Regions from separate parts of the Mus musculus genome. Here region 1 is linked to region 2. The links are chromatin loops, found by intact Hi-C in ENCODE. Cell type or tissue: heart. All regions are shown on one strand. Each heading gives the region's core, and the rest is flanking DNA. Links, peaks and the distances in the headings are about the cores only.

What was found. Peaks named below come from ENCODE experiments on the same cell type or tissue, not always from the same donor. Only the 100,000 strongest peaks of a DNase experiment are listed, where the experiment ranks them.
Region 1: a loop joins it to region 2, with 2.7 times the contacts of the local background. A loop is called at or near these places in 4 of 42 quality-filtered maps.

The regions. Positions count from the first base shown.
Region 1 is chr1:155,530,861-155,535,729 of GRCm38, forward strand. No RefSeq gene overlaps it. Among named protein-coding and RNA genes, the nearest start is that of Gm5532, 6.2 kb to the left of the region's middle. In heart, for the core only: no CTCF peak of the experiment used is centred there; a DNase peak (open chromatin) is centred at 2,431; H3K27ac peaks cover 413 bases.
Region 2 is chr1:155,221,749-155,226,617 of GRCm38, forward strand. It overlaps BC034090 (cDNA sequence BC034090), which reads right to left. Exons shown (of 10, transcript NM_001370865.1): 5 at 3,163-4,700; 6 at 1,527-1,683. Among named protein-coding and RNA genes, the nearest start is that of Gm31102, 19 kb to the right of the region's middle. In heart, for the core only: a CTCF peak has its summit at 2,642 (motif pointing left); a DNase peak (open chromatin) is centred at 2,533; H3K4me3 peaks cover 531 bases; H3K27ac peaks cover 1,647 bases.

The sequences.
Region 1 (4,869 bases), core at 1,376-3,875, 310 kb after region 2:
GAACATCCATCATTTCTCACTGCCGGGTCCGAATGCCAGTGGAGATGGTCATGCATAATTTATCACGAAATCAATGGGAACCAAAGGGCACAGGAGAATAACGAGAATAACGGGTCTCTGAGGAAGACCTCCTTCTAGCCTGCTTCCAGCCTTTCTCTCTTCCTTTTTCCTTTCTTTCTTTCACTTTCTCTTTGTCCAAGCTTGTTCTAACACAGGCTTGCTTTTTTTTTTCAGCATTACTCGAAGCTGTTCTTCATGATGTCACCCTGCTCAGCATAACCTTCCCGAATACCTTCCCAGACCTTCTTTGCAATCAAGGGCAACTACCAGCTCACTTAGGGCTCTGGCTTTAATTATTAGTTGCTCCCACTGCACCCAGCCTTTCCCCCTCACCCCCCCCCCTTGTCTCATAAGCATGTGGAGGAAGCTTGTTTGCCAGGGAGCCCAGAAATGGCCTCTGCTAACGGTGAGTGCAGCCCCTTCCGAGTCTGCCACGTTTTCTTGTCATCCTACTTTTCGCTCCCGGGCTCCGTTTCCTTTTTTTCTTTTTAGGTCTCATGTTCTTTGTGCTTTTCCTCTAATGATCATTTTACTCTTTATAATTAACCATCGATCTCTTTGTGTCAACCCCTTCAGAGTCCCCCCACTGTTTATCCCTGTCCTGCCTCATAGCAGACACAGGTGCAGTGGAAGGCAAAAGGAACCAGCCCGGCTAATATTTGGATTGGATTTACAGGTTCTACCCCAAGAAGAGCTGCTTTCAGTATATCCTGATGGAGATGTTCTCTGATGAACCCCGGGAGTGAGCCAGACAGAGGCAGCAGAACATGTGGGACGAAGATGACTACTGTCCCAAGGGTGGGACACACGACACAAACTGAATAGCTTTGAACAACAGAAACTGCCTCACAGTCCTGGCAGTTAGAACTCCAGAATCAAGGTGGAGGTGGAGCTGAGACACCTTATAACCAACAGAAGGAAATCGTCCATTGCTTCTTCCAGCCACTGCTGTTTTGACAACATTTGTTAGCATTCCCTAGCTTGCTATCCCAAAGGCCGATGGATGGTCACCTGCTTTTTTCTCTATATGTCGCCTGGCCATACTTGGATTAGAGTCGCTCTAATCCAGAATAACTTCACTTTAACATCTTCAACGGCACTACTTCCTACCAAGGCCGCATTCTGAAGTACTAGGATTTTTACTTATCTTTTTTTTTTTGAAGAGATGCAGTTCAGCTCACAACAAGGAATGTGTCCATTCTGAGGACAGCCCAACAGCTAAATTTGGCTGGAAAGGGATGAGTAGAAAATGTAAAAAACTTAGCAGAGAAACTAACTGGAAAATGAAACTATAGACTAAGACACTCAGTCTAACATGGCAAATGTCTCTGCGTCTCTCACTCCAATCTGGTACCTTATAAGGTTTCTGCCATCCGTGAAAAGTGAAGTGTTAGTTACTACTCCTATTGCTTTGGCCAAAATAACTTCAGGGAGGGGAGAGTCTTCTGGTTCACCGTTTCAGAAGATCATAACCGACCATGGCTGGCAAAGCAGAGGTCTATGGCCGTGGGGAGTATAGGCTGCCATGGGAGCACGAAGCAATGGCTTGTCCCCACGGCCACTAAGCAAGAAGTGGAGAGAGAGTATAGCCTAGAACTAGAATCAAGCAACCCCCTACAGACAGACACACATACAGCCTCATTCTTAATGACCTGCTTCCAAATGCCCACGCCCCACCTCACAAAGGTTTCACAACTTCCTAAAACCAGGGCTTCAAGCTTAGAGGGACCAAGTGTTCAAACACATGAAACCTATGGGGGATATTTTACATTTGAGCCACAGCTGTAAGATAGAAAACTACCACATAGATGAGCCTGTCGTGTGTTCTCACTCTCATGGATTGAGTACCATGTACAGGGAGGAGTCCCACACAGTGGGGATTCAGGGATGGATGTTACTGGCATGAGGACTGCCACTCGGAGAAGCGGCTCACAGGGCAGCTCTTCAGTCATGACCTTCCTTATCACCAAGGAAGAGTGTTTAGAAGGAATTCCAAAACAGAGAAACTACAGACAGACAAGTGGCAACCTTGCAAAAGCAAAACAGGAAGTCATTTTACAAATGGAAAGCAGATGGACATATGCCCAGGAGGGTGGCAAGCCCGTGCAAAGTCCTCGTGTGTCAAGGCCATGCCCTTTGTGGTGTCAGGTAACTAAATCCTCCAGTCTGCTAAGGCATACTTGTTACTCTTGTAACGACAACAGAAAATCCAGAATGGTACAACACACTGCCTAGTCCCCAGTCAGTACCTGAAGTTCAAGAGACACTGGGAAATTCACAGCTATGTCTCCCATGAATCACAGAGACCGGAACCAGGCCTGGGCAAGTGAAGTGACTTGGATGCCAGCCTTCGCCTCTAATCTGGGCCAGCACAGTTGTTGGGAAATTGTCGAATGTCTCATGTTTCCATGGAAAAGAGGTGTTGCTGATGTGTGACTCAGGGCAGTTGCAGTCACCAAAGTTAACATTTTCCATAAACTACAGAGGGTCTTGGAACTGGGCTGTGTTTGCAGAAATTATGCACTACTCCTAGAAAATATGGTATGGGATTGCTTTGGGAAGTAAGGTACCTCAGGGCTGGCTTGTTTGTCATTCAGCAAGTGACTGTCCTGTGAGGGGCTTTCCCTTGTGAAATATGATCTGCTTTTTGCACACAGTAGGGAAGGAGAACAAGAGAGTGAGACTGTCTGTGATTTCTTCTCATTCCACGAACACAGTAGGACTGCATTTTGTTCCCCTATTTTAAACTGGAATGACCACATCCACTTGGGCTCATGAGATATGTGCAGAAATGACCTGCACCACCCTGACCAGGGGACCGTGCCAGGGCACTATTTGTTCATTTCTCTCTGTTGCTGCTTTAGAGACTATGGAAACATGTCAAGATGGCTCCTGCCAGCACAGGCTGGTCTGCAAGTGATTAACGGGACAGCAGTGTGGGTGTGGGTGGGGGTGGGGGGAAATCAAAGACCTGTGAGGTGAAGTCACTGAAGTTCGTGGGGATTTTGTTAATGCCACAAACAGTCTGTTTTGTCCTGATTGGTATCAGTAGTGAATTCTTCACAACTTACTTATTCACGACCTAATATGTTCATAGACAGAGTTCTTAGAGAGCTGGGAGGTATAACCCTTAGAGGATTTATTCAGGTGCATACCTGCCAGGGAAGATCTATTAGGAAGCCAGAATAAGGCTCCAGATAAACTTTAAAGGTTTTAGTAGGAAGCTCCTGGAGTACATTTACATTAATGTTTAATTGTATCAGATCAGCGGTTCTCAATCTGTGAGTCACGATCCCCCATATCAGTAGCAAAGTTACAGTTATGAAGTAGCAATAGAATAATGTTATGGCTGGGGGTCAGCACAACATGGAGAATGCATTAAAGAGTCACAGCATTAGAAGGTTGAGAACTATTGTCCTAGGTTCTTTGGATAACTGTGAGGTAGGTCCGTATGATAACAGATACTCTTCTATTTCTACCCACAATTCCATAGTGTCAGCCTTGTTCTCTTCATTGGTGTGCTTTCCTACCTCTGAGATAAACACCATGACCAGAGGTGACTTGGGGAGACAGGGTTTATTTCAGCTTACAGTTTACAGTCAACTCAGGGAAGGAACTGAAGCAGAGGCCAAGGAGGAATGTTACTTACTGCTTCGGTCTCCACGACCTGCTCCACCTGCTTTCTATGAGTGGTGCCGCCCACAGTGGGCTTGACTCTCCCAGATCAATCATTAATCAAGAATGTATTCCACAGACGTTGCATACAGGTCAATCTGATGTGTTGGTAACTTCTCAGTTGAGGATCTCTCTTCCTAGATGACACGAGTTTATATCAAGTTAACAAAAAACCTAAACAGCATACCCTCCATTCACGATGAGCAACTTTTCGGCCATCCTCTGTGTTCTCCTCTGTCTTGTTTCTGCATAAAGCGATCATCTTGCACCGAAATACAAAATGAAACAGGCCTTTCAGTTCAACAGCAAAAATTCATGCCCACTTATTATCTAAAGAAGGTTCAAATCTAAGATTAATAATATGCACGTTGGTAAATGTATGACCCATGGAAGATAGATATATTACGTGAAAGTTAGATGACTATTTGAAAGGACAGAAAATGACACTTGTGTGTCTAGGATGAAGTATCGCAGCTACACCTCTTTTTGTTTTTAAATATTTTATATGACAATATGGTTCTTTGAGTCATTTTTTAAAAACTAATATTAAAAATTGGGGGTCTTACAGTAGAATTTCTTTTAAATCATGGCTGACGGGTCATGATACCTGCACCTTAGTTTCAAATGGTTCGTCAAAAGCTTCTATAAACGCAAAGCAAATGTGACAGGAACTGGACAGCTACTGAATTTCAGGGACAGATCCTTGACTGGTAATTCATTATTTGGCTATTTGAATAGATCTATAGTACATGACTGATAAGAAAATTATAACTGAAAAATCAGGAGGAAAACATGTGTATTAGAATCAATTGAAACAGCAGGAGATTGTGTATGTGAGAATGTGTGCCGTGTGTGTGTGTGTGTGTGTGTGTGTGTGTGTGTGTGTGTGTGTGAATATGTGACAGTACCAGCATTTGTATAGTTTACAGATTCTCATTTCAGAGTCATGTTTAATGCACTTAGATAACTTACTGTTTTCTTGATTTATTTGATGGCTACTGAAGAGAGGGTTTAATTTTTATTAATGGCCTACAAATATTCTTGGTTATTTAATATTTGAAGAGATTTTGTTTGTTTGTTTATCAATACTCTTCTATTTCTACCCACAATTCCATAGTGACTTCCATAAACTAC
Region 2 (4,869 bases), core at 1,456-3,955:
CATCCACTCCGCTCCCGCGGGATGTCTCACAAGCCTCCTATCTGTCCGCCCTCAGCTAAGGGAATAGAGAAACTTATCAACAACAGGCCACAAGAAGAAGAGAAGCCAAACAGTGATGTGTGGGGTGAAGCAGGGTGGGACTAGGCACTTATTTTAAATAGTTTCCAGGGAAGAGCTCTTTGGCAGAAAACAATCTTTATACCAAGGGCCAATGACAGGAAGGAGTCAGGCCCTTAAGCCTGAAGTGAGAACTGTTAGAGCACAGAACAGCTGGGACCTCTGTCTGAGCAGAAACAAATGTGATGAGTTCAATGACAGCAGCCAGGTAGGGAGAGAAGCAGGAAGGGGTGTGCGGTGAAGCCAGGCAGGCAGGGAAGTCCCACCACGCCAAGCACTGTCAGCCCCGGGAAGAGGAGAGGAGAGGCTACTGTGGGGCTTTAAGTAGGACAATGATACCATTTAATTGGGTTCTAAAAAAATATTCCCTTGTGCAGCTAAGAAGCGAGACAGCTTAGACCAGATGGTAGAGAGAGGGGCTGGGGGCTGGCGAGGGCTGCCGGTGGGTAAGGGAGGGAAAGCAGGAGGAGGCAGATCGAGGTCTAAGCTGTGGGGACAGCACCACAGCTGCTGGGAAGGGGGTGTGGGGAAAGCAACCGTGGTGTTTTTATTGAGGGAACAGCTAGATACTTGAGAGAGATGTCCAGGAGGAACTGGCCAGACAGTCCTCACATTGTGGCAACCGTCCAGACCTGTCTGGGCCGTCAGGAGGCCGAGTGCTGTGTGCAGTCACAGGATACAGTCTGGAGCTGGGAAAGCCCTTACAAGTACCAGGTTTGCCTAGGCTTTGAACTTGGTCCAAGGAGGTTCCAGCAAGGTCTCAGGTGGCTAGGCCTCAGCTGGTGCAAGGAAGGGGATCAGTTTGCATCCTGGGAGCACCTTGAGGGCTGTGGCCCTCAGCTGTATCATTAGTAGCTGGGGCTCAAGGGTGGGGATATTACTCCGTGCCTCAATGAAGTCCGTCAGATAAAGAGAATTAGCAAAGGTGGGGCTGGAGTAGGTCAAGTGCATAGAAGTGGCATAGAAGCCTGAGGACCTGAGTTCAGATCCCCAGTGCCCACTTACAAGCCAGGCCACGCAGAGCAGCACGTCTGTAACCCCAGTTCCAGGAGGCAGAGACAATGTGGGTTGGGGGTTCAAACACACGGTGTGAGGCAACTAAGTAAGATTCCCCCAATGTTAACATCTGGCCTGTATATATACTTAGATACGTACAGCCATGTGTCCCCAGACACACGTGTACCCGGTTTTCCCTATGAGCACACATGTACAACACACACACACACACACACACACACACACACACACACACACACACACACACAGAATTAGGGAGGGTGGTTTAGGGCACCAGGATGTGGTCTAGGGCCTTCTGGGTCTGGAAGAGGAAGTTAAGAGACACTATGCTCCAGGTGGTATGTCCCCATCCAGCATGCCTTATGTCGTCAGGGCTTGCTCCTGCCACTCACCCAGTGGGCACATGGCCCCCAGAGCTGGATCCTGTCCTCTGTGAACCTCCTCCCCACTCCTGGCTGCGCTCAGGCTCCTCTGAGGTAAGGGCGAGGGTGATGGCTGTAGAGTTGACAGTGGCGATATCCACTGACTGGAGAGAGTCCTGGAGTGTTCCTGCAACAGCCACAGAGCCGCCCCTGCTACATGACTGTCCCCACAGGTCACACGGGGGAAAGGCCCATTTCCCAGCCTGACCTGAGGAGCAGGAGATGCCGGGGAGAGGTGGGAGCCGTAGGAGCAGAAGCAGTAGAAGCCCAGGAAGCAGTCAGTGAAGGAGGCGGGGCTCATCCTTGAGCATCTGCTAAACTGGAAACTTTGAGGATAAGAGTGGGGGTGCTATGGAGGACTGTGGACTACTGTTACCCCATCACCCAGCTGGGCACCTAATAAGTATTTGTTAAGTGTTAGTTACTTGTGGTAGGTCATGCCCATTCCGTGTCAAGGGACACAGTCGAGAACTGGGGAAACAATCTAAAATTGCCACAGCTTTTACTATAGCTTCCATCTTGGGTCCATTGTATGCACTTGGTGATATGAAGGGTGACTGAACCCTTCATAGACTTGCCCTGTGGTTCCCACGAGACAGGCTGTATCTTAACCCTCCCCGTCTAGATAAGAAAACATGAGGATAGAGAGAGGAAGCGGTTACCCAGGGGCCCTGTCACTAATAAGAGAATCCTCACTAAGTTCTCAAGGAAGTGCAGACTCAGGGTTCCCAGAAAGGTCACTGCATCTCAGAAGGTCTGCAGGACGTGGCTAGGTTCACACCAGCCTGGAGCCCACACAGGAGAGGGAGGCACAGCTGAGCTCGGTGTGGAGGGCGGGAGATGGGTGGAGGCAGAACAACTAGGGGGGAGAGGCTTTGCCTCAGCAACTTCACTGCTGTCCGCTGGGATCACAGCAGTGCGGATCAGAGCGGGCACAGAATCTGCCCACGGCGAGACTCCTCCTCCCTAGGGCAAGGAGCTTTGGCAGCCTTGCCCATTAGAATCTACTAGCAGGTCGGACAACCAGGGCCACGGAGGGATCAGAGCGGCAGCTTGCTGTAGTGCTCCCCCTGCTGGTCACTGCACCCCACAGACACGTGTGACCACAGAGAACCTTAAGGGCAGGGAGCCTGCTTGAGTAATTTCCCACAGTGCGCAGGACAGGTCTGAGCTTGTACAGGGTGCATGACCAACAGTGAACAAGGCAGTGCAAAGCACAGAAGAGAGAAGGTGGAAGAGGCAGGTGACTGTCGGTAGTCACTCTTCTAAACAACAGTAGATTACTCATAGTTTACAAGAGTCAAATGCCCACAAAGCCTGGCCCCAGCAGCTGTGGACTGAAGCTTCCCCTACACACCCCAGAGTTCCCATCTGGCTCCATCCCCACCGAGGTCCAAGCCCCTGCTCCCCATCCCCCAAGCACAGAACACTGGCTAACTTGCTCCATGCTCTTGCTAAGTCCTGCACCCAGCTGGTGCTCCCCTACATCCTGCAGGCCTGCTGCTGCTCTGAGGGATCCACAAGGTGCTGGGGGCTGGGGGGAGGGGGAGTTATGGGCCTTATCCTAAGGTGATTAGGATGGAGAGCAAATGACAGCAGTCCTTACCATCTCCATTGCTCTCCAGAGGCAGCACAGGCTCCTGACAGCACTGGTCCTTTTCAGATCTATTCCTGTGGACAGCCACTCCTGAGGGCCCCTGCAGCCCTAGAGGGATGCTGCTGCTGGAGTTGTTGTTGAACAGGTCCAGCAGTGGATGCTTGACTTGGGGGCTACAGGGTTGGGGTTGGGGTCGCGTGAGAACCACAGTTCTTGGAGGGGACACAGGCAGGGGGCTATCCATATGCTCTGCCTGGTGTTCCTGCCAGTGATGCCCCTTCTGGACTGACTTCCTCGGAGGCATAGGGCAGAGGGATTTCCTCAAAGAAGGAGGGGTTGGCACTTCCTCGGGGAGGGTCAATGTTGACTGTGAGGCTGGGAGGGGTGCAGAGGGCTCTTCATGGCTCCGTTGGAGGGGAGAAGTGCAGAGAGTTTTCAGAGACTCATGGCTTTCAGGAACTTGGTCTGGTGGTTGGCCTGATCCTGAGGACCCACGTGTCTTGGAAAACGGCACAGCATAAGCTGTCCTGCATGGAGATCTGCAGTCCTCGGGGTGGGCACAGTGACTTCCTGACCGAGGTCCAAGCTGCCCCTGGGACCAAGGTCTCTTAGGTTCCAAGGCAGGTTTAGGCACAGCATCTTCCTCTGGAAACAGAGTCCCCTGAGGTATGTGTCCACTGGCTTCTCTCCCCTCCCCTCCTACAACCCCATCATCAAGCTGGGGCAGGTGAGACCAGGCCTGAAGGCCGCAGGGCAGCTCCGCCTCAGCCTTTCTGGACCACCTGGGACCTCCCTGGGGCCTAGACCCATGCCACCGCTGCTGGGGGCTGCTCACTCGGATCTGCTCACCTGCCCTGCTAGACTGAGAGGTCCTGGCATCAGTACCATCTTTCCAGCTGTCTGAACTGTGGGTGCTGTCCAGGGCAGAGTCCTCCTCTTCCTCAGGGTGTGTGGCAACAGTGTCTGTGATGTGTGTTTCCCGGATCCATTCTGTGTGGAGCCCTGGGAATGGGGAGCTCAGACCATGGGAATTACAGGGCCCCAGCAGTACTGCCTCTGCCTCACAGGCAGCCTGGAGACTCCGGAGGACTCTCAGGTCAGAGGCTGCCCTCTCCTCAGCAGGGCAACGCTCCTCCAGACAGCTGCCACAGGCTGGACACTTCCTCTCATTGTCCCAAGGAGGTGGTGGTACAGGGAAGTTACTCTGGTCCAGGCAGCCCACGGCCCTATGAAATGAGCTATTCCCTACAATGCGGTTAATGTAGTTGGTTAGGTCGGGTTTGGAGCGTAGAGGTCCTTGGTCCACAGCATGGAGCACTGTGCTTAACACTTGACGCTGGCGCTGCTGAAGCCGGTCCAGGTACCGGAATTCAGCCTCGTGGGCAGACTCATCTTCAAAACGGACATGAGACAGGGGCATTTCTTGCTTGGGCCACTGCCCATTGCTGGACTCTATGCTGGAGGGGTCATTCAAGTTCCCATTCTGGAGGTTCTCTCTGTAGGCAGAGGTGGTCCTCAATTCCGGGGCTGGGCTTCTCTGGCCATTTCTAGTGAAGAGACAGGAGAAAAGTCACATGCAGGGAGGTGGAGAGGATAACCAGTGTGCCCTGGATGTGCTCTGGCCCAGGCCTCACCACTCTGGGGCACATTCTCCCATGGTGCCTGACGGTACCAACAATCCACAAGGTTACCCCCAGTCAGGCTCCCGGGAAGACA